2 separate regions of the Homo sapiens genome follow, and region 1 is linked to region 2. A link is a loop called in an ENCODE intact Hi-C map of the cell type or tissue named here. Cell type or tissue: adrenal gland. All regions are shown on one strand. Each heading gives the region's core, and the rest is flanking DNA. Links, peaks and the distances in the headings are about the cores only.

Evidence for each region. Hi-C counts contacts between places; a loop is a spot of excess contacts. Peaks named below come from ENCODE experiments on the same cell type or tissue, not always from the same donor. Only the 100,000 strongest peaks of a DNase experiment are listed, where the experiment ranks them.
Region 1: it touches region 2 in a loop (10-fold over the local background); 98 of 110 quality-filtered maps call a loop at or near these places.

Annotation. Positions count from the first base shown.
Region 1 is chr14:20,694,654-20,707,458 of GRCh38, forward strand. It overlaps RNASE4 (ribonuclease A family member 4), which reads left to right. Exons shown (of 2, transcript NM_002937.5): 2 at 4,702-6,563. The coding sequence starts at 4,719. The coding sequence ends at 5,162. EGILA (EGFR interacting lncRNA) reads right to left here and starts at 12,288. Exons shown (of 4, transcript NR_174964.1): 1 at 12,094-12,288; 2 at 4,669-4,845; 3 at 4,383-4,476. RefSeq lists a silencer at 4,998-5,163. In adrenal gland, for the core only: CTCF peaks have their summits at 3,269 and 3,468; a DNase peak (open chromatin) is centred at 3,205.
Region 2 is chr14:20,848,829-20,861,633 of GRCh38, forward strand. No RefSeq gene overlaps it. Among named protein-coding and RNA genes, the nearest start is that of RNASE3, 36 kb to the right of the region's middle. In adrenal gland, for the core only: CTCF peaks have their summits at 7,053, 7,255 and 8,994 (motif pointing right); DNase peaks (open chromatin) are centred at 6,843 and 9,013.

The DNA of each region.
Region 1 (12,805 bases), core at 252-8,251, 160 kb before region 2:
CTCTGTGAAGGAAAGTATGGTATGTTGATCTACAGAGAGAGATGGAAAAATTCCAGGGCTCGTAGCTACTAAGCAGAATTTCCAAGATAGGCAAATTGTTTTTTCTGTCAAATAATAAGCTAATATTACTTCTACAAATATGAGACCTTGGAGAGAAGTTTCCAAGGACCAAGTACCAACATACCAACAGATTATTATAGTTTCTCTCACTCTTACACACACACACACACATATACACATATGTAATCCAGCATGAATACCAAAATTCATTCAGGGTAGCCACCTTTTGTCTTAAGCGAGAGATAATTTTGATGTTTGAATGGAATGCTCCCAGGATATTCTCTTGTCATGGTTATTTTATATAAAATTCAAAAACCAATTACATTATTTCCTCTGTAATCTTTTACTTTATCAACTAATGTCTGGCAAGTGTGATGTTTTGGGGAAGTTATAGAAGATTCCGGCCAGGCGCTGTGGCTCACGCCTGTAATCCAGCACTTTGGGAAGCTGAGGCGGACAGATCACGAGGTCAAGAGATCAAGACCATCCTGGACAACATGGTGAAACCTTGTCTCTACTAAAAATGTGAAAATTAGCTGGGCGTGGTGGCACACACCTATAGTCCCAGCTACTCGGGAGGCTGAGGCAGGAGAATCGCTTGAACCTAGGAGGCGGAGGTTGCACTGAGCCGAGATCACGCCACTGCACTCCAGCCTGGGCGACAGAGCGAGACTCCATCTCAAAAAAAAAAAAAAAAGAAAGATCCCAGTTTATCCCAGTTTATCCCTTATTCTTCCTCAATTCTCAAGATTTGTTTTTAAGTTAACATAACTTAGGTTAACACACTCTTTGTAAAATACACTGTTCAATCTACAGACTCAGTGGTTAGCTTCCTGTTAACTAATTTCTGTTGACAGGTACTTGGATATTTTATTTAGAAAGTGGTTGCCAATAAATTAGTTATAAGTCGCCAGTTTCACTGCCTTGTGAACACATAATTATTGTGGTCTCAGTATTCCCTATGGTGGCTTCTCCTGCTCCTGGTATTGCCCTGAAATGGGCCAAAAGCCGTGGCTCCCCAATACTCAGGTTATAGAACATTGTCCAGGTACCACCTAGGAGAGCCCAGCCTCACTGAAAGTATTCAAATTTAGGAATGGGTTTGAGAAGTAGGTAGCTGGTATGTGCTTAGCACAAGAATCTCTCTTCCTTGGGTTAGTCTGTTTCAAAACTGAAAACACTGTCATTCCTTAAGAAAATAGGAAAAAGTATTCCAAACCTCTGTCACTAGAAAATTTGCCATATTACCAAATCTCAAAAACCTCTCAGGAAATGAGAAAGTCCCAGTTTCTGGTAAACTATTTGGGCCCTTTTCTCAAGTTCTCCAACCAGTGCTATTTCCTTGAGGTGAGGCAAAGTTACTCAAGATCATCGCTGCCACTCAAGGCCTTGATAGGGCAAGTGAAAGGCATGGACCATTATTATATTGATCACAGCATAAGCTGTGAAAACCCACATCTTCTCCAAACATCTGCTTGGAGCATTATCATCGCATAGTTTGCTCTGGTGTTCAGGGAAATCGCTGTTTCATAGGAAATCACATGGCAGTGGGATGGGAGTGTTTCCTGACCTGCCGATGGTACTGGCACCTGAGCAAGCATTCCTAGTCCTTTTTGGTCTGGGCCTCTTGTTCTATCACAACCACAAGCTGTTTAAAATAAAACGTCAAGTCACAGGCAGGTCATTTTATCCTGCGTGAATCAATTGAAGAATTGAAGTCCTGGTCAGCTGTGATTGTTGGCTTTGCAAGGAAAAAGAAGGAACACTCCAAAATGCTAAATGCTTTGAAGAATAGTGACATGCAAGGAAGAAAATTCCATGCAATTTGGAGAAGAAACATTTTTCTAGGAATCTAGTAGCTGAGATATTTTATAGTTTAAAAACAGACTTCCAATATCTTGAGAATACAGTTAGCTCTACGAAATAAAGAGGAGTCAATAATATATGCAACTCTGTAGTCATTCATTATTTTATCCAGATTGACAGAAGCAGAGGAAACCAAGAAAAATGGAAGTGGTAAAAAAAAAAAAATGCAGTAATTGCCAATATTTACTGAGCATTTACCCTGTGCTAGGCCTTGTTATAGGCGCTTAGATTGATTTTCTTTTCATAACATCCCTAAGAGGTAGGTATTACATGCTCATTTTGCTTATGAGGAAATCTGCTGAGAGAGATTAAGTAATTTTCTCATGGTCACAGCCTCAGTCTTTTAGACCACGGTGTCAAAAGAAGTTCTTACTGTGAGTCAGGGTGGTGCAGTGGAGAAAGCGTTTGGGGAAAATCCTGACCCAAAAGTGTGCGTTGGGATGATGTGGAGATCATTCAATTTTCTCTTGTAGCTACAGCTTTGAGATGCACCCATTGGTATCCACACTGGCCTGCTGTCCTCAAATATTTCTCTATGTCTTGTTTACTTGAGTAGTGCAGAAAAGCTGACGTCCTGGGTCTGCTCTCGCATGCATAGGTGAGGTTTTCTCTGTAGCTAGTCATCTTGCTAAACCATATTTTTGGTCACAAAGAATCAGGATGAGAGAAAGTAGATAAAACCATGGAAACTCGAGGTGCCACCGGAAGAGCAAACCAAAGTATATTGATCTGCTGAAGCTATAATCCAAGTACTAAGTATACCTTCAGAAGTTGTATGCATTGTTCTTGGGGCAAAAAGGAAATCAAACATCTGCCCTTCCTCCCACAACCTCTTTACTTCCCTCTCTTCCTAACACTGTATCTCACATCTACAGCTGCAGGCACACAGATATGACATACAGCTTGATATCTTTATGTGCAAAGGCAAAAGATGGCTATGGATATAGGAGGTGGCATTTAAAAGAACAATATCCATGTTTGATACTGCTTTCATTATCAATAATGAAAAGGTAGCCTTTCAGCAGAACAAAGTAAGGTACAGGTCGTTTGGAAGCCATTTCAGTCATTCACACAGTGTGATCCACCATTACGAAGCAGAATTTGAAATCAAAAGACAATAGTACCCATATACATCAAACTAGGAGTTCAACTGGGGTCAGTCCTTGGACTGCACATACAGAGTTGGGCTGCCTGACTCTCAAAACATTGCCCTTGCTAATTTGCGTTGCTCACTTCCTATTGAATCAGGGATGATTTTTCTTTGCTGTAGTGAATCAGCCCTGCTACACTGCAAGAATCAAGCCGATTCACAATTCACATCAATTCCAGGAGTGACGGCCAGATGGCAGCATCTGGCTAGTCAGTTGGTGAGTGAGTCCACCTCCAGTCTTGATTAAACTCTGCTGCTGGGAAGTAGCAATTCTGAGCATAAATGTCTTTGATATCCTGAATATTTTGGGTGTGGGATGAGAGAGGCAGTAGATAGTGGAAAGAGCACAGGGTGTAGACTAAGATAGGCCTGGATTCCTTTCTTTAATCTGTCAATGAAAGCAATGAATGTTCTGAAACTACATGGCAATGCTTTTTTTGTTGCCACTCTGGCTTTTTTTTTTAATGCTATAAAATATATGCCTATTTTTCACTGCCAAGAGGTGACAACACAATGATGCTGCAACCAGAGAAGACAGACAGCTACCAACAACTATTGACAAGACAGAAGGAACATCAAGAATAGATGCAAGACAAAGCAATGTATCTCCATGGCCTAGATTTTTTAGGTTATGCATAGAAACAGCAAGGAGAAGAAGACACAATCCAAGTTTTCTTTTGAGAATATTGTGCTGTTTAAATTTATTTTTTAAACATTTCTTAGCTTTTCTTATTAGTCAATTTCATAAGCCTGGGAAACATCTTTACTCTATCCATTTAATTGCATTTGTTCATTAGCTTACTCATTTCACTTATTAGTTCATTCAAACAGTAGCTATTATCAACTGTCTTCTAAGAACTGTAACTGGGTATTCTGGTTTTGCTTTTTTTTAAAAAATAGAATTAAAAGGATTTCCAAAAGGACCTGATTTTACATTAGAATTAGAATAATACATTTTAAATTAATGTATAACATATATTATTCTAGAATTAGAATAGATTTTAAATCACATTAGAATAATAGCCACATGACAAAAAAGAAAAGAAAAATAATAAAATTAATGACAAAGAAAAACAATAGTCATGTGAGAGGAAAGGCAAAGCCTAAATATTCCTCTGTCCTCTTCCTCCACCTAGATTCCCAGATGTAAGGTATTAAAAGTAGTTTGTAAACTTTCTGTGACGTATGCTGAGTCTATCCAAACTGTCGGGAATTGGAGCCTCCCGGGAACCAAACACTCCCCAAAGATCATACACCTACGGAGTTCCCCCAAGAGACACACAACTGCAGTTTCATGTAGGTTCACCTTTTCTCTCTTTTTATACTCTGTCCACACAAACCTGGCAGCCACGCAGTCAGTCCCTGCCCTGTGTCATTGTACTGGCCACAGCAACTTCTCTCTGTAAATGAGAAAGGTCTTGCTTTCAGAAAAGATCATGTTTGCAAACTACTCACTCTTGAGGAAGAAGGGTGGGAAAAGTAGCAGAGATGAGTGGGGAGATGGTGCATATAAGAAGGAGGAAAGAGGAGACTATGGAGTCAGGATGCCGGCTTGCTATTCTCAACACCTTTTTCCAGTGCCCAGTTCTTACCTTATTTCTCCTGCCCCTTGCTTTCTTTTCTAGGCACCTCTAAGATACTGATGGCTCTGCAGAGGACCCATTCATTGCTTCTGCTTTTGCTGCTGACCCTGCTGGGGCTGGGGCTGGTCCAGCCCTCCTATGGCCAGGATGGCATGTACCAGCGATTCCTGCGGCAACACGTGCACCCTGAGGAGACAGGTGGCAGTGATCGCTACTGCAACTTGATGATGCAAAGACGGAAGATGACTTTGTATCACTGCAAGCGCTTCAACACCTTCATCCATGAAGATATCTGGAACATTCGTAGTATCTGCAGCACCACCAATATCCAATGCAAGAACGGCAAGATGAACTGCCATGAGGGTGTAGTGAAGGTCACAGATTGCAGGGACACAGGAAGTTCCAGGGCACCCAACTGCAGATATCGGGCCATAGCGAGCACTAGACGTGTTGTCATTGCCTGTGAGGGTAACCCACAGGTGCCTGTGCACTTTGACGGTTAGATGCCACCATGTAGGGATTATCGCGAGTGGTTGACCTTACACTTACTCCTTAAATAGCAGTGAGTAATGCATTTGAGCTGTCCCAGGCTCTGTCTCCTCAGCTCATTTCCTACTCTTTTTCTCTATATAACTCATTCTATTAAATACATTGCACCAAAGAGATATGGAGACATAAACCTGTAATGAATGAGGCTGGGCTTTTCTGTAATAAGCTTCCTTTTATAATACTGGTCAGCTTAGCTCTCTCAGATCCTATCCTGTGGAATTTAGTTATTATGTGTATTTATGTAGTATTTCAAACATTTCAAAATGCTTTCATCTATGTTTATCACATTTTAATACCACAGCACTTATAATGATGTCACTACATATAGAAGCTCAAAGTTAAGGGATTTGCTGAAGACTGTAAAGTTAATGGAAGAATTGAGACAAAAATCCAGTGTAGCTGGCCACTTATCCAGGGCTTTTTCTACTTCATCACAAGGAATGTTTTGAAAGTGTCTGCTTTTTTTATCCTTAAAATTCACCTGTCAGGGAGGCATTAAAAATTTGGAAATGTATGCCAGCAAAATGTGAGCTCTGTATTTTTTGGCATTCTTATGTTTGGGTTTAATAAGATTAAGAAAATGATACTGGGAATTTTCTTTTTCCTGAAACTTTGAATCACCCTAGTAAGTCAAAGTACTAAAAAATGTACTAGATCATTAAGACTTATGTGCTCTTACTGATTGAAAGATTTTTTATGTTTTCCTTGTAATAAAGGACCTAAACCGAAGGTACCTGAGAAGACTGTGCTATGGTATTATTTTTTTTCTCTGACTTTTAAATTCTTGTTTAGTTTATAAACATGCATGCACCTTAATAACCTCATAAACTCTGGTCAAAGACTAATGCCTATCAGATCCATGACCACAACACAGAAGATTTGTCTCATTTACTCCAGAGAGAATGATTCCTCTCAAAGACAATTCTCACAGCTCTTCCTTCTCCCTTAGAATATTTAGAAGCAAATTAGGGAGCTGTCAGGTCTCTGAGCCCAAGCCTGCACGTATACATCCAGATGGCCTGAAGCAACTGAAGAACCACAAAAGAAGTGAAAATAACCAATTCCTGCCTTAACTGATGACATTCCACCACTGTGATTTGTTCCTGCCCCACCTTAACTGATCAATTAGCCTTGTGACATTCCTTCTCCTGGACAATTAGACTCAGGAGCTCCCCACCAGAGCACCTTGTGACCCCCGCCCCTGCCCGCTAGAGAATAACCCACTTTGACCGTAATTTCCCACTACCAACCCAAATCCTATAAAACTGCCCCACCCCATCTCCCTTTGCTGACTCCTTTTTTGGACTCAGTCTGCCTGCACCCAGGTGATTAAAAAGCTTTATTGCTCACACAAAGCCTGTTTGGTGGTCTCTTCACATGGACGCGTGTGGCATTTAGTGCCGAAGACCCAGAACAGGGGGACTCCTTCAGGAGACTGGTCCCCTGTCCTCGCCTTCACTCCATGAGGAGGTCCACCTATGACCTCAGGTCCTCAGACCAACCAGCCCAAGGAACATCTCACCCATTTCAAATTGGGTAAGCGGTCTTTTCACTGTCTTCTCCAGCCTCTCTTGCTACCCTTCAATCTCCCTGTCCTTCCAATTCCAGTTCTCTTTCCTCTCTAGTAGAGACAAAGGAGACGCATTTTATCCATGGACCCAAAACTCAGACACCAGTCACGGACTCGGGAAGATAGTCTTCCCTTGGCGTCTGATCATTGTGGGGATGCCTGCCCTGATCATTCACCCACATTCCATTGGTGTCTGATCACTGTGGGGACACCTGCCATGGTCATTCACCCACATTCCCTTGATGGCAAGTCAATCGCGGGATGCCTGCTTTGGCTGATCGTCCACGTTATAGCCCAGGGCTGCTCACCACCCCCTTTGCTGTGTCTCTACCTTTCTCTTTAAACTTACTTCTTCACTGTGGGCAACCTTCCACCCTGCATTCCCCCTTCTTCTCCCTTAGCCTGTGTTCTCAAGAACTTAAAACCTCTTCAACTCACACCTGACCTAAAACCTAAATGCCTTATTTTCTTCTGCAATACCGTTTGGCCCTAATACAAACCCAACAATGGTTCCAAATGGCCAGAAAACGGCACTTTTGATTTCTCCATCTTACAAGATCTAGATGATTTTTGTCGAAAAATGGGGAAATAGTCTGAGGTGCCTGACATCCAGGCATTCTTTTACACATCAGTCCCTCCCTAGTCTCTGCTCCCAATGTGACTTGTCCCAAATCTTTCTTCTTTCTCTCCTGTCTGTTTCTTCAGTCTCCACCCCAAGCTCTGAGTCCTTTGAATTCTCCTTTTCTACAGACCCATCTGACCTCTTCCCTCCTCCCCAGGCTGCTGCTCACCAGCCAGGCCAAGCCAGGTCCTGATTCTTCCTCACCCTCTGCTCCCCCACCCTATAATCCTTTTATCACCTCCCCTCCTCACACCTGGTCCAGCTTACAGTTTCATTCCATGACTAGCTCTCCCCAACCTGCCCAAAAATTTCCTCTTAAAGAGGTGGCTGGAGCTGAAGGTACAGTCAAGGTTAATGCTCCTTTTTCTTTATCCAACCTCTCCCAAATGAGTTAGCATTTAGGCTTTTTTTTTTTTTTTTTTATCAAATATAAAAACCCAGCCCAGTTCATGGCCCATTTGGCAACAACCCTTAGACACTTTACTGTCCTAGACCCAGAGAGGCCAGAAGGCCGTCTTATTCTCAATATGCATTTTATTAGTCAATCCACTCCTGACATTAACAAAGCTCCAAAAATTAGATTCTGGCCCTCAAACCCCACAACAGGACTTAATTAACCTCGCCTTCAAGGTGTACAATAATAGAGAAGAGGCAGCCAAGTGGCAACATATTTCTGAGTTGCAATTACTTGCCTCCACTATGAGAGAAGCCCCAGCCACATCTCCAGCACACAAGAACTTCAAAATGCCTGAACTGCAGTGGCCAGGTGTTCCTCCAGGACCTCCTCCCCCAGGATCTTGCTTCAAGTGCTAGAAATCTGGCCACTGGGCCAAGGAATGCCTGCAGCCCGGGATTCCTCCTAAGCCATGTCCCATCTGTGCGGGACCCCACTGGAAACCGGACTGTCCAACTCGCCCAGCAGCCACTCCCAGAGCCCCTGGAATTCTGGCCCAAGGCTCTCTGACTGACTCCTTCCCAGATCTTCTTGGCTTAGTGGCTGAAGACTGACGTGGCTCAATTATCTCAGAAGCCTCCTGGACCATCACAGATGCTTTCGGTAACTCTTACAGTGGAGGGTAAGTCCATCCCCTTCTTGATCAATATGGAGGCCACCCACTCCACATTACCTTCTTTTCAAGGGCCTGTTTCTCTTGCCTCCATAACTGTTGTGCATATTGATGGCCAGGCTTTTAAAACTCCCCAACTCTGGTGCCAACTTGGACAACATTTTTTATGCACTCCTTTTTAGTTATCCCCACCTGCCCACCTCCCTTATTAGGTTGAGACATTTTAACTAAATTATCTGCTTCCCTGACTATTCCTGGGCTACAGTCACACCTATTCCCACCCTTTTCCCCAGTTCACATACTCCTCTTCTGTCTCCCTACCTTAATCCACAAGTATAGGATACCTGTGCTCCTTCCTTGGTGACCGATCATGCACCCCTTACCATCCCTTTAAAACCTAATCACCCTTACTCCTCTCAATGCCAGTATGCCATCCCACAACAGGCTTTGAGGGGACTAAAGCCTGTTATCACTTGCCTGTTACAGCATGGCCTTTTAAAGCCTACAAGCTCTCCTTACAATTCTCCCATTTTACTTGTCCAAAAACTGGACAAGCCTTACAGGTTAGTTCAGGATCTGCACCTTATCAACCAAATTGTTTTGCCTATCCACTCTGTGGTGCCCAACCCGTACACCCTTTTGTCCTCAATAAATTCCTCCACAGCTCACTATTCTGTTCTTGATCTTAAAGATGCTTTTTTCACTATTCCCCTGCACCTGTCATCCCAGCCTCTCTTTGCTTTTACCTGGACTGATCCTGACACCCATCAGCCTCAGCAACTTACCTGGGCTGTACTGCCACAAGGCTTCAGGGACAGCCCCCATTACTTCAGTCAAGCCCTTTCTCATGATCTACTTTCTTTCTGTCCATCTGCTTCTCACCTTATTCAATATTTTGATGACCTTCTACTTTATAGCCCCTCCTACAAATCTTCTCAACGGGACACCCTCCTGTTCCTCCAATATCTGTTCTCAAAAGGATATCATGTATCCCCCTCCAAAGCCCAAATTTCTTCCTCATCTGTTACCTATCTCAGCATAATTCTTCATGAAAACACACGTGCTCTCCTTGCTGATTGTGTCCAGCTGATCTCTCAAACCCCAGTCCCCACCACCAAACAACAACTCCTTTCCTTCTTAGGCACTGTTGGATATTTCCGATTCTGGATATCAGGCGTCGCTATCCTGACGAAACCACTTTACAAGCTCAGAAAGGGCAACTTAACTGATCCCATGGACCCTAAGTCTTTTCCCCATTCTTCTTTTCACTCTCTCAAAAACGCCCTGGAGACCGCTTCCACACTAGCACTCCCCGACTCGTCCCATTCTTTTTCCTTACACACAGCTGAAATACAAGGCTGTGCTGCCAGAGTCCTCACACAGGAGCCAGGCCCGTGACCTGCTGCCTTTCTATCAAAACAACTTGACCTCCCAATTCTGGGGTGGCCCTCATGTGTGCATGCAGCAGCAGCCACAGCTTTAATACTTCTGGAAGCCCTCAAAATTACAAGCTATGCTCCACTTACTCTCTACTGTTCCTGTAACTTTCCAAATCTATTCTCCTCCTCACGCTTGACACGTATACTTTCTGTGCCCCAGCTCCTTCAACTGTACTCACTATTTGTTGAGTCTCCCACAATTACCATTGTTCCTAGTCCAGACTTCAATCCAGCCTCTCATCTTATTCCTGATACTGCATCTGAGCCCCATGACTGTATCCCTCTAATCCACGTGGCATTCTCCCCTTTTCCCCATATTTTCCTCTTTCCTGTTCCCTACCCAGACCACACTTGGTTTATTGATGGTAGTTCTTCCAGGTCCAATCGCCAATCACTGGCAAAGGCAGGCTATGCTATAGTATCTTCCACATCTATCATTGAGGCTACAGGCCTGCCCCCTTCTGCTACCTCTCAACAAGCTGAAATCATTGCCTTAACTCGAGCCCTCATTCTTGCAAAGGAACTACGTGTCAATATCTATACCAATTCCAGGTATGCCTTCCACATCCTTCACCACCATGCTGTTATATGGGCAGAAAGAAGTTTCCTCACTACACAAGGGTCCTCCATCATTAATGCCTCCTTAATAAAACCTCTTCTTAAAGCTGCTCTACTTCCAAGAAAACTGAGGCCATTCACTGTAAAGGCCAACAAAAGGCATCAGATCCCATCACTCAGGGCAATGCTTATGCTAATAAGGTAGCTAAACAAGCAGCTGGCGTTTCAACTTCTGTCCCTCATGGCCAGTTTTTCTCTTTCTCATCTTTTCACTTTACATTTCCAGTTTCGCCTTACACAAGGTCTCTTCTTCCCCTGTGGCTCCTCCCCTACATGTGTCTACCTGTTAATTAGACAGGCACATGCACACTAGTTTTCCTTACCCCCAAAAATCAACTTGCAAATGGGACCCAAGAGCTTCCTGTTCCCCTCATGACACCAACACTTCACTACTATTTTGTTTTGTTTTTCTTATTATTAATATAAGAAGACAGGAATATGCCCTTGACTTACTCACTGCTGAAAAAGGGGGACTCTGTATATTTTTAAATGAAGAGTGTTGTTTCTACCAAAATCACTCTGGCCTAGTATATGACAACATAAAAAAAACTCAAGGATAGCGCCCAAAAACTCACCAACCAAGCAAATAATTATGCTGAACCCCCTTAGGCACTCTCTAATTGGATGTCCTGAGCCCTCCCAATTTTTAGTCCTTTAATACATGCTTTTCTCCTTCTCTTATTTAGACCTTGTGTCTTCTGATCAGTTTCTCAATTCATACAAAACTGCATTCAGGCCATCATCAATCATTCTGTATGACAAATGCTCCTTCTAACAACCCCACAATATCACCCTTGATGCCCAAATCTTTCTTCAGTTTAATCTCTCCCACCCTAGGTTCCCATGCTGCCCCTAATCCCACTTGAAGCAGCCCTGAGAAACATTGCCCATTATCTCTCCATACCACCCCCCAAAATTTTTGCCGCTCCAACACCTCACCACTATTTTGTTTTGTTTTTCTTATTAATATAAGAAGACAGGAAATGTCAGACCTCTGAGCCCAAGCCTGCAAGTATACATCCAGATGGCCTGAAGCAACTGAAGAACCACAAAAGAAGTGAAAATAGCCAGTTCCTGCCTTAACTGATGACATTCCACCATTGTGATTTGTTCCTGCCCCACCTTAACTGATCAATTAACCTTGTGACATTCCTTCTCCTAGACAATGAGTCTCAGAACCTCCCCACTGAGCACCTTGTAACCCCTGCCCCTGCCTGCAAGAGAATAACCCACTTTGACTGTAATTTTCCACTACCTACCCAAATCTTATAAAACTGCCCCACCCCATCTCCCTTTGCTGACTCCTTTTTCGGACTCAGTCTGCCTGCACCCAGGTGATTAAAAAGCTTTATAGCTCACACAAAGCCTGTTTGGTGGTCTCTTCACATGGACGCACATGACAGGAGCAGAGATATATGAAGATGCTAGCTGCTTAAGAAGGGAAGTGTGAGTGTGTGTGTGTGTGTGTGTGTGTGTGTGTGTGCACATGTTTAAGGGCAAAACTGACAAAACTGAAAACATTTGAATTACAGCAGATACAGAAAGAAATCTTACCTGAACTTCTCTCACCTGACTAAAGCAGAGCCTCCCAGAAATGCCCCCACCATTATCTCCCTCCGGAGGGGTCCTCATGTAATGGTAATAGGTCTTTTGCCTGATGTGCACAGCATGTCAATATGCCAAGACACTGGGTTGCAGCAGAGAAAGAGGTTTAATTGCAGGGCTGCTGAACCAAAAGATGGAAGGAAACCTCAAATCCATTTCCTCAAAGAGTTTGAGGCTGTTGTTTTTAAGGATTTGGAGTAGGTGGAAATAAGAGATCACTAATTGGTTGAAGAATGCAGAGTGAAGTCATGGGACAGAGAGATGAAAAAACAGTATTCTCATGCTGATCAGTTCATCAGTTGGGCTCTTTAAAGTTGGTGGTGTCAGCTGTTCTGCCGGAATTCAGGATCTGCATAAACAATTCTTAAACAAAAGCCTTATGATTCTAATGTCAAAGATCTTATCTATGGGAACAATGAGAATGCAAATTATCAGTAGCTAGTGTTCGTGAGTTTTGGTTACAAGGAAGTGGGTCAAAGTGTAGCCTGATTAACACTTACTCATAATTATATTTTTGTCCAGGATTCTTGTTAACCGTGTGAGGATTACTTCACCCAGACAGGAGATATTCCAAGAAAATTGTGTAAAACTTTATCCAAAGCTTCTATTTGTCTTTCCCAAAAGTCATTTGTTTTCCTATAGAAGTCATTTCTCCCTCCTTCTTTTCCCCTATGAG
Region 2 (12,805 bases), core at 2,589-10,588:
TTGGGGCACTGTGTACAATTAATCATCTCTCCACATGGGTGACTGTGGGAGCCACAGCAGTGCCTGAGTCTTCCAGGGGAAACACTGAACATGGAAATTTGTGGAAAGGAAACGAAGGAGGTGGATGAAAGCTGGAGGAACAAGTGTTTAAACAATGCAGCTTTTCTTGCCCTGGAAGGTTCTTTGGGTACTAACCTTCTGTGTGGTAGACAGAGGGCGGCCGGGGAGAGGAAGGAAACTACCAAGAGAGAGCAGCAGCAGTCTTGCCTGTGCTCCCCTGTGGTGCCCTTTCTTTTGAACTCTTTCTTGAACCCTTAATCCCTGTCAGGCTCCTGGAGGAGCCTCACTGGGCAGCCTCAAATCTCCCCAGTTTGCCCTGTCCTCAGAAAAGCAGACCATTGAAATTGCTATTTCAGAGCTGGAAGCTGGTCAGCCAGCTCAGATGACCGGAGTTGCAGCTCTTATTTGCCTGAATAATAAAATCATTATTGACTTAAGTTCTCAGCAAACAGTGGGGTATTTGTTTCACATTTCTGAGCTGCTGCTCAAGTTCCAAAAAATGTCCCCTTCCAAAGAAAAGTATTTAAAATTGGATTGAGAGCGAAGAGTAGGTGGAATAGGCTATTGTGGGGGAGGTCCTGGATTTGCAGTGAACTTTCACTGACCTTTCAGCTCCTTAGGGCATGCTCCTTGTCATCTGTCCATCATGCCCAATGGCCAGCCTAAGGGGAGAAAATAGAGTGCTCTCTCCATGATGGCCAAAACTACCTGCCTGGCTGGCTGTCCGTCCGTTATCATCTCAGTCTCTAACCCACTTCTTGCTGCTCCTGATTCTATGCCCACTTAACTTGTCAACTGTGACTTTGTGGAACATAATATAACAAAAAAAGGCATGGGCTTTAGGGAAATTGGCCCCAATTTAGGCAGGAATTTGAGCCCCAGTGCCACTGCATAACCTAAAGCTAATAACATCATTTTGGTTATCTGTTATTGCATAACACACTTACTAAACAGTACTTTTTATTTTATTTTATTTTATTTTTTTAGATGGAGTCTCCCTCTGTCACCCAGGCTACAGTGCAGTGGCATGATCTCAGCTCACTGCAACCTCTGCCTCCTGGGTTCAAGCTATTCTCCTGCCTCAGCCTCCTGAGTAGCTGGGACTACAGGTGCAAGCCATCATGCCCAGCTAATTTTTGTATTTTTAGTAGAGACAGGGTTTTGCTATGTTAGCTAGGCTGGTCTTGAACTCCTGACCTCAAGTGATCCAACTGCCCCAGCTTCCCAAAGTGCTGAGACTATAGGCATGAGCCACCTCACCTGGCCTTACTAAGCAATACTTTTATTAGTTCTCCTGATTTTATTATTTAGGTATAAACCTGCAGTCTTAACCAGGGTGAGTGAAGTGGGGGTAGAAAAAAAGTTCATATCCTGAACCTTTTTTTAGCAATCTTGTTTACTATAGTGGTATGAACAAAGCATTCTTAAACTACTTTTGATTTATTATAAGAGTGAGCAAATAAGTACAAGGGTTAATGTTGTTAATCACGCTGTGGAAGAAAGGACATGCAATTATGGAAGGGAGGAAGGCAAGGAAGAACCCTGTGAGGATGGATTGAATTAAAGGTATCTCTGTAAACTAATAATTTTTTAAATATGTATATGTACATATGCATACACATTTATGTATGTGTACATTCTTTTGTGGATAAATGCGGGCATATATTTCTTAACTCTGTTCACTAAAAAAGCCTTGAAACAAAGACACTCCAGCAGCAAAGAACACACCTACCAAGATCTTGGTCTCTAACACCATCCCCCCACTAAAAAATCAGGGCACCTTAGGAAAATGACTGAGGTGGAGCAGGTGCAAGATGAGGCTGGAACATATTGCTATGCCGCAAAAAAATGAAGTCCTGAGAAAGCAGAAAGGATAGCATATCACAGAGACACGGAAGGTAGCTTGAAACGGATCTCAGTGGCCAATACTGGGACTATTTGGGCACCAAAATATTAACTACAATAGTGAATTATAAGCCATTGAAAAAATAAAAATTTGTGAGTCCTACTGGCAATTAATATAAACACAAATAAACCAATGTGAAGAACATAGGGTTTTGCTTACAGTAGAAAGCTGAAAGCTAGCTGTTAAATGTGGCATGCAGAAACTTAAAAATTATCATTTTGTCACTACCATAGCAAAAAGTGGATTAAGCAAGAATTATCAATGCATGCTAAATCTAGGGGAATTTTTTTTTTTGAGATGGGAGTCTTGCTCTGTCACCCAGGCTGGAGTGCAGTGGCACAATCTCGGCTCACTGCAACCTCCACCTACCAGGTTCAAGAGATTCTCCTGCCTCAAGCTTCCCGAGTAGCTGGGACTACAGACATGCACCACCACACCTGGGTAATTTTTGCATTTTTAACTAGAGACGGGGTTTCACTATGTTGGCCAGGCTGGTCTCAAACTCCTGACCTCAAGGGATCTGCCCACCTCGGCCTCCCAAACTGTGGGGATAACAGGCATGAACCACTGCGCCCAGCCAATCTAGGGGAAATTTTGAAAAGAAACAGGGTGTTTACAAGACCTTAATGTATCCCCTCCACAAACTGTTTATTAGTAGAAATGGAGAAAAAAATAGCAATTATATAATGAAGATAACTGACAGCATCTTCCCTGGGTGATCACAACTGACATCATCATTGCAGGACACATGGATGTTTCATGCCTCCAGGCTTATTGCCCTGAGGACACAACATCACCTATGCAGTATTCTGAAACAGAATGCATAACCTGAATTTAATCATAAGGAAGCATCAGACAAACCCAAAATGAAGAATGTTAAAAAAGGAGGTGTCTTATAAAACTAAACACACTCAGGCCAGGCACGGTGGCTCACACCTGTAATCCCAGTACTTTGGGAGCCTGAGGCAGGTGGATCACCTGAGGTCGGGAGTTTAAGACCAGCCCGATCAACATGGTGTAACCCCGTCTCTACTAAATACAAAAAATTAGCTGGGTGTGGTGGCACATGCCTGTAATCCCAGCTACTTGGGAGGCTGAGGCAGGAGAATCTCTTGAATCCAGGAGGTAGAGGTTGCAGTGAGCCGAGATTGTGCCATTACACCCCAGCCTGGGCAACAAGAGCAAAACTCCATCTCAAAAAAAATAAAAAAAAAATAACTAAACACACTCTTAACACATAATCCAGCTGTCACTCTCCTTGGTATTTGCACAAATGAGTTAAAAACTTATGTCCACACAAACACCTGCACATGGATGTTCATAACAGCTTTATGCATAACTGTCAAAGTTTAGAAGCAACCAAGGCGTCCCTCAGGAGCTGAATAGATAAATTACTGTGGTACATCCAAATAATGGAATATTATTCAGCACTAAAATGAAATGAGCTCTCAAGTCATGACAAGACATAGCGGGACCTTAAATGAATATTATTAAGTAAAAGAAGCTATTCTGAAAAGGCTACTACTGTATGTAGCTGCTACTACATACTTTATGTACTGTATGATTCCAACTATATGACATTCTGGAAAAGGCAAAACTATGAAAATGGTAAATAGATCAGTAGTTGCCAGGGGTTAAGGAGGAAGGGAGAGACAAATAGGCAAACACAGAAAATTTTTGAGCAGTGAAACTATTCTGCATGATATTATAATGGTGGATGCATGTCATTATACATTTGCCAAAACCCACAGAATGTACATGACCAAGAGTGAACCCTAATATAAACTACAGACTTTGGGTGATAATACTGTATCAATGCAGGCTTCTCGGTTGTAACAACTGTATCACTCTGGTGGGGGGATGTCGATAATGGGGGAGGCTGTGCTTGTTGGGGGGCTGTGAACCTGAAACTACTCTAAAAGATAAAATCTCTCAAAAAGGTGGGATAAAAAGGTCTTCTCTTTTGTGATTTCTTTAAAAATGTTGAAGACCAAAAAGACACGGAAAGGCTGTGGAAATGATTCAGGTTAAAGGTAGCTAAAGAGTTTTGGCAGTTAACTGCATCCTGACGCTAGCCTGGAGCCTGCACTGGGGGGAGAAAGTATACTTCAAAAAAGATTGTGGGTCAACTAACAAATTTGAACACAAACAGTACATTTGATAAAATTATTACATCAATGTTAAATGTAATACTCTAGCCAAATTTGTCTATTTACTATCGTCTGAATTTTCCTTTTGAATCACATTTGCCATTCCTACTGCCTGGGGTGCCTCTTCCCACCTATGCAAGTCCTACCCACCTCCAAATTTCACCTAACCACTCATGACCACCCAGAAGACTTGCCCAAACATTTCAGCCCTGGGTGAGCTAGTCCTTCTCTGAACTCACAGAATCTGTTTCTACACTGCTGACTTTGTGCTTTTACAGCCTGCACTCTCAGTTGTCTCTCTCTATAAACATATCATATCTCTCCACCTAAACCGAAAGCAAACTGGTAAAGGGAATGTTGCTTTATGCTTCTTTTTACCTTGTAGACCTTCCTACGATAGATGTTCACTGTAATTCATTTATTTGACAATTATTTATTAAGCACCTGCAACGCACTGTCAGTATACAAAGATAAATAAGACGTGGTCCCTGTCCTCAAGGGACTTACAGTTCTATGTGGGGAACCAAACTATAAATAACAAGTTTTAAATGTGCAAGGAACATAAAAGAAAGAATAGGAATTTTTCCAAGGTAGGCTCTGGAGTAGTTGATACTTAAATTCAGGCTTGAAATATGAGTAGGCATTCACCAGGTGACAGAGAACTGTTGGCAAGGTCCTAATATGGTACACGACTGAGAGAATGTAGGTGTCAGAAGAAAGACTTCTGCAGGTCTGTCCTTGTTTGTACCTGTGGGCTTTTTGCATGAGAGCCACACACCTCGCCCTATCCCATATTTGTGACTGGAATGTACATTAAAGGGAGGTAGTGATGGGTGACCTCAGGAGATTAAAGCCATTGCTGTAGACAAGAGGAGTTAGAGTGGGGTAGGGGCAGTTCCAGGGTTCTCCAAGGGTGGAGAACGGAGAAGGAAGCCTTGCTACTAATTAGGGACATGTGCACAGTCTGTGAGATTGAGAGGGTTCAGTTAACCCATCTGGAGAACAAGCTCTCACACAGTTAGGCAGCCTTCACACGGTGCGCAATGCACCCCAAGAGGACAGACTGTGTGCTCTTGATGTGAACAGACTGCTCAGGTCATGATCGAGGACAGAAAGACTCAATTCAGACTCTTCCCATTGTTCCAAAATCTCTCTCTCGGAAGAAGCATAGAGACCTTTATCAGAAGAAGAAAAGTAATCAGCTTTCATGCTTTATCTGAGTGAAAGAGAACTAAAATAATTTTTCACGTTATTTTTGGCCGGGTGCAGTGGCTCATGCTTATAATCCCAGCACTTAGGGAGGCTGAGGTGGGAGGATCACTTGAGTCTAGGAGTTCAAGACCAGCCTGGGCAACATAGGGAAACCCCATCTCCACTAAAAATACAAAAATTAGCAGGTGTGATGGCGCACACCTGTAGTCCCAGCTACTTGAGATGCTGAAGTGAAAGGATCCCTAGGGCCCAAGAGGTGGAGGTTGCAGTCAGCCAAGATCATGCCACTGCATCAGTCTGGATGACAGTGAGGCCCTGTCTCAAAAAAAAAAAAAAAAAAAAAGGAAAAGAAATTTTCCTGTTATCTTTGTGGATCTTTGTGCTGTGAAAGTAAATGGCACCAGCTTTCAATTGGCATTTGAAAGCTTTCAGCTGTCATGGCTCTTATGAAATACTGGCATCGTGTGTAATGTCAGGTTCACTACCTAGTGTGACACCAAGATTACACTGGACTGAACAGCAAACATGAGGAGGGAAAGAACTGCAGCCTCCAAAGGGGATCATGAAATATTTCAAGAGCATTTCCCAAAGTTTATCAGGAGTTATAGGGAAAGGTCTTCCAGGGCCTAAACATTTGTAAATAAAGAAAAAAGTTGACATAAATAGAATTTATTACAGAGCTTTTCATGTTCTAAGAGGCACTGTAAATATCTAAGAACCAACTACGGGAAGCAGATTTCCTAAATGTATTTGAATGGGTCCTATGGAAGAATCACTCTTTCTCCTCAACAGAGCATCCAGTAGGATCAGTGTTCCTGTAGTATTGGCCCTCTAGGATACAAGAGGATTAGGGACCCTTAAAAATCACTATCAGGAGAACAAAATGGAAATGAAATGAAGGTCACGGGGGAGACGGCTTTATTTACTTTTACCTCCTCAGAATGGTTTCAGTGTCTATTTTGGTTATTCTTTTTAAAGCCTCATAAGGTGGTAACTATTGACTAATGTTAATCAGTAAATTTACTTGACCCCTTTCTCCCCCTTTACAGCACCTTGCGGGATTAGGGGTCCTACAACATTGTCTTCTAAAGTAAAGAGGAATGAAAGAACTTTGAAATTCACTATTCAGGAGAGGAAAAGAAGCACAAACCAAGTGAGAGAAATGGCTCCATTTTAACTCTCTTAGAAGGTCCTAGTGACTTTTCAGATTGCCCTTTGTAAAGGCATGGTAACTATCGTAGCCATACATTAGTATGAATTAGAATCAAACATTCCATCACACCACCAATTTCCAGAGGATGCATTAGGATACTGAAGATACAAATGCATCTTCCAACACTCCCTCTGTCATGCTCCCACATGACTCTTGGTCCCATGGAAACCCTTGAGATAGGTCACTGAGTAAAGGAAGAAGCCAGTTCTTGGTAGGATTGACTGAACTGGCTAAAGAGCTCATTCCCAAGGTGGATGGTCAGCAGTCCAAAGTAAAATGCCTAGTAGATTGAGGCTAATATCAGAATTCTAGAAGAACCAACCCAGTGGGGGAGTAGGTTTCAAGCACTGGCTAACGCTATAAGTCACGTGGGAGCCAGGGTAATGTTTCAGTGAGCAGTCCATTGACAGAAGTTCTGAAACAGGACCCAGCCCTCAGCAGGAGAGCGCTGGTGAGAGATTTGAATCGCTAGGGTCTGGTCATGGTGTCAGTCCCAGAGGACATCTAGTGTTCAAAGCGGGAAATTCAGACAGACGATCACTGAGATATAGAACAGAGGGTAGTATAACATATAATTGGTAGAACATTCTAATTTACACATTTAATGACTTTTTGCAAACTCAGCATGCTAATGTACTACCTGTCTCTCCATTCATCAATGAAACACTTTCTGAGCATAGACTCTGTGCCAGGCAGACCGCTAGGTACTGGAGATGCAAAACACATAACCTAGTCCCAGGGAGCTTCTAGTCCAGTGGACTCACTAGACAGAGCCTTTCATCTTTCTCCACGCACAGCCAGATTCCAGGCATTAGGGAAGGAAGAGAGTATCTGCCACACTGGAAACTTCATCTTCTCATGTGCTTATTGTTTGTATCCCCTTGTATTCTTCTTTCCTCCTTTCCTTTTCTTGGCTCCTTTTCTTCCTTTCAGATATTTCATATCCCCTAATCTATTTTTTTTTTTTTGAGATGGAGTCTCACTCTGTCACCCAGACTAGAGTGCAGTGGCGCGATCTTGGCTCACTGCAACCTTCGCCTCCCAGGTTTAAGCGATTCTCCTGCCTCAGCCTCCTGAGTAGCTGGGATTACAGGCATGCGCCACCACACCCGGCTAATTTTTTGTATTTTTAGTAGAGATGGGGTTTTGCTATATTGGCCAGGCTGGCCCCTAATCTATTGTATTACATGGCTCACATTTTATTGTAGCACAAGTGTGTTTCTGTCTTCAACAATGTGTACTGACTTGGACATCCCAGAGTCAATAATCTGGAGATACTCTGACTTGTATTATTAGTAGTAGGCCTCACGTATTTTTGTGTTTTTACCTAATAAACTTCCAGCTTATTAGAGAATGCTAATCCAGGAGATCCTGGTTTATGTTAGAGTTTGTAGACCACTACTTCAGAAAAATCAGGAGTGTTTGTGAATTCATGATCACACATAGTAGTGAGAGCAAAAAGACACAGTCTAAGGGCATTTGTTTTTTAAATGATTCTAATAGAAATATTCCACATTTTTATAGAATTATCTTGTTTCCCAACTAACAAAAATCTGTACAACAATAACTTCTAACTTTTGGCAATGAGTAGAAAGGGTGGTTCTCACGAATGCTACCACACAGTGGAAATTTCCCCATCCACATTGAGACTGAGGAAGAGATAATCATCAAAAAAATCAGCCCCTTTCCCAGTTAAGGTTCTCTCTTTCTCTCTCTCTCTCTCTCTCTCTCTCTCACACACACACACACCACACACACTTCAAAGCCCTTCTTTAAGTTAGGCCAGGAAAGAGCAACTGAGGCGCCCAACATACAGACCCCTTTACCTTTTCAGAGATTGTCTTTGCAAGTCAGGATCTAATACTGGGGTTCAAGGTAAATTTGATATTACACCCACATGGATATAATTTCATATTCTCCCTATTCTGGACCCTGAGATGGAAAGAGCATAGAGACAGGGCCCAGAGATTTTCCAGCAAGAAAATTAAAGAACATATGTGAGGCAGGATAGTTTGCTGAGATACTACTTTTTCTTTCTTCTCTTTGTATTTTCCTCATGCCTCTAGTTCCAAGCAGAGAGCCAGACCCTTTTGCAATTCCTTAGGATATCTGCAGAATGGAAAGGAGGAAGTGTATGAAGCCAAACTTAATCTTACTGTCTTTTGAGAACCCTGAAATTTGGTGAAAATAAATTGCCTCTTGAAAAGTGTGGCAAAGTTGAGATTGGAGAGAGACTGAGGGCGAAGTTGGAGGGGAGGAAAAATGCAGAGGAGAGGCAGCATGGTGAACCTAGGCTGACTCCAGGCACAGAAGATCCGGACCGCCATGAAAACCCCCACGCCCTCAAGAATGAAACAGAAGCAGCTCAGCTAAGGTTTCTGTGCACCTTCTAAACCGAGGAAGGGGAGCCGGGTCAATCAGGCTCAGAGGTAGAGATGCCTAGCTCACTGCTTGCCGGCAGGGGGCGCTCTCCTATTATTGTATTTTCTTTTTTGAGGACATCAAGACTCAGTGTGCAAAAATTCTCATCAAAGATACAAATTCAAATGTGGTTGCTTTTGTAAAAATACCCATCTTCACAACCCCAGACTACTCCTCAACTCGTGCTTGCTGGAGGCTCCACCCTCTGCATTCTCTTCATTACTTCGGGTCTCTTTGACTTGTCTCTTGTAAGGACGAAGGCTTCGCCAGCATCGGCACACATCTGCTGCCTGATCTGGCCATGTGAACCACTGTCCATCCCTCAGAGGCAAATTCCTCCCACAACACCTGACTTACACCAGCCTTTTCTATCCAGAGACCTTGGCACCAGGATTAAAAAGCAAGTATCTCCTTTATTTGCCTCTATTTGGTGGCCGGATGCTAACACAGTACGATTTTCACCTTTTCTCCCTTCTCTTAACTCTCCCATTTAGCTACACAGGTTTGAGGTTAAGCCTAGGATATAGTTGTACACATTAATTATTATTTTACTTGACTTCAAGTAGACTTCTCAGGATATCATTTTGGACTGCTTTCTTGGGATGTTTACTGTGACTCAGAGATGAAAGGTCTTCAGTGACACAGTCCACCTTCCCCCTCCAATGGATACAAAGAATCAGAAGAGTAAAGAGAGAGGTGTTTTTTGCCCCTTTGTCAAGTCTAGAGACAGCAGATTCCCTGGAAACTTCCTAGGTTTGTCTAAGCCTCCCTAGTTTACATTCATCTCTTCTCCTTTAGTCTATAGTGAAGATGGAGATCTCTTGACCTAAATAACATGTTCAAGCATGATCTGTCCCTGTCTTAAAGATTTATTCTTGTTCATTATATTATATCCTACAATCACCCTTGTAAGCATGGTAAGTATGATTTAAAGTCTTCACTTTCTGAGCTTCAGACTAAATAATTCTATTTCTTTCCTCATTTTTCCATAAGCATGGACTTACAAATAATTCAATTCACTTTCTCCATTTTCTCCATCATCATGAACTTACTTAAATCCAGGTGTCCAGTGTGCTGGGTAAGGATGACTGACCAATAAGTATCTTTCCTGTGGGCACTCAGTTCATAGTGTGTGTGTGTGTGTGTGTGTGTGTGTGCACATGTGGTTTGGGAGTGATAGATCTTGTTTTACACACAGAGGTAAGACCCACTTTCCAGCTGGATAGGAAGATGGGGAATAATAAACACAGAAGTCCACCTCATGTCAAATGCAGATCCAGGTGCTAGGGAGACATGGATGAATACGTGTGTCTTTTTCCTGGTGATCTCTTAATTAAATTAAAGCTAAGACTCTGGACACAGCAAACCTAAAGAGGAAATATTCTCCATAGAATAGTGGGCATACTCTGTAGTTACCTCTCTCTATCCCCTAATCCTGTAGAAAAGAAAGTTCATATGCATCAAAAGATGAAAATGCATCAGGTCTGACAATAAGCTTAGCCTTGTTACCTAAAAAAGCTAATGTCATGCTAGCTTTTTCACAGCTATATACACCATGTGATTTTGTATATGTGGCTTTATTTCCCATATAGTCATGGAACTAGTCGGGCAGAGCACCCTGGGTTTGGTTTCTGTCCTGTCATTTGCTTGCAGTGGCAGCTTAACAAATTCCTTTGCCTTTTCTAGTACTGACTGCCTTATTTTTAAGGGCCTTTCTGCAGCTAATACAGGCCATGGTATTGCTTCTTAGTGGCTCAGATGGGACAGGCACTTTGCTTAGGTCCCACAAGACTTTTAATGATATCTGTATCTGTTTTCAGACAACGCCCAAGCTTTCCTCCTAAAACCTAGCTTTGCCTTCTTAAGAATGACAGAAGACAAAGGGAAGAGTCAATAATAATAATTCTTGGAGAAAAATATTGTTTCAAAAGTAGTGGTTTCCTGACTAGTGTGTGTTACCAAGCAGCCTTCTGAAAGACAACAAAGAGGAAATTCTAGTTATCCAGTAGGTGAAGCATTTTTCTTGAGGAGGATGCACTGGGAGAAAGAAGTAGATTCACCCCATAAAAATTAGCCAAGAGTTCTCTGAGCAAATCCTGGAATTCCAAATATTCTTCTATTAGTATCACCTACTACTCAGAAGAGGAGCCCAAAATTCTAGGTGAATGTGCCACCTCCACTATAGTAAGAAGAGGGGATTTGCAGGGCTGGAGAGGACCTCAGAATGTCTGATTTAAGGAGTCAGTATTTTAAATAACATGTTAATTTTTTTTTTTCTGATTAGAGAAGTAACACATTTCAAATACAGAAATGTTAGGAAATTTGGAGGGAAGGTTCCAAGACGGCCGAATAGGAACAGCTCCAGTCTGCAGCTCCCAGTGTGAGCAACGCAGAAGACGGGTGATTTCTGCATTTCCAACTGAGGTACCAGGTTCATCTCACTGGTGCTTGTCAGACAGTGGGTGCAGGACAGTGGGTGCAGCCTACGGACTGTGAGCTGAAGCATGGCCTTGCCTCACCTGGGAAGCACAAGGGGTCAGGGAATTCCCTTTCCTAGCCAAGGGAAGCCTTCAAAGATGGCACCTGGAAAATCGGGACACTCCCACCTTAATACTGTGCTTTTCCAACGGTCTTAGCAAATGGCACACCAGGAGGTTAATATCCCGTGCCTGGCTTGGAGGGTCCCACACCCACAGAGCCTCGCTCATTGCTAGCACAGCAGTCTGAGATCGAACTGCAAGGCAGCAGCGAGGCTGAGGGAGGGGCGCCTGCCATTGCTGAGGCTTGAGTAGGTAAACAAAGCCGCTTGGAAGCTTGAACTGGGTGGAGCCCACCGCAGCTCAAGGAGGCCTCCCTGCCTCTGTAGACTCCACCTCTGGGGGCAGGGCATAGCCGAACAAAAGGCAGCAGAAACTTCTGCAGACCTAAACGTCCCTGTCTGACAGCTTTGAAGAGAGTAGCAGATCTCCCAGCATGGAGTTTGAGATCTGAGAACGGACAGACTGCCTCCTCAAGTGGGTCCCTGACCCCCGAGTAGCCTAACTGGGAGGCACCTCCCAGTAGGGCCCAACTGACACCTCATACAGCCAGGTGCCCCTCTGAGACAAAGCTTCCAGAGGAATGATCAGGCAGCTACATTTGCCATTCTGCAATATTTGCAGTTCTGCAGCTTCCGCTGGTGATACCCAGGCAAACAGGGTCTGGAGTGGACCTCCAGCAAACTCCAACAGACCTGCAGCTGAGAGTCCTGACTGTTAGAAGGAAAACTAACAAACAGAAAGGACATCCACACCAAGACCCCATCTGTACGTCACCATTATCAAAGACCAAAGGTAGATAAAACCACAAAGATGGGGAGAAACCAGAGCAGAAAAGCTGAAAATTCTAAAAATCAGAGTGCCTCTTCTCCTCCAGAGGAGCACAGCTCCTCGCCAGCAACAGAACAAAGCTGGACGGAGAATCACTTTGACAAGTTGAGAGAAGAAGGCTTCGGACAATCGGTAATAACAAACTTCTCCGAGCCAAAGGAGGATGTTCGAACCCATCGCAAAGAAGCTAAAAACCTTGAAAAAAGATTAGACAAATGGCTAATTAGAATAAACAGCATAGAGAAGACCTTAAATGACCTGATGGAGCTGAAAACCATGGCACGAGAACTACGTGACACATGCAAAAGCTTCAGTAGCCAATTCGATCAACTGGAAGAAAGGGTATCAGTGATGGAAGATCAAATGAATGAAATGAAGCGAGAAGAGAAGTTTAGAGAAAAAAGAGTAAAAAGAAATGAACAAAGCCTCCAAAAAATATGGGACTATGTGAAAAGACCAAATCTACATCTGATTA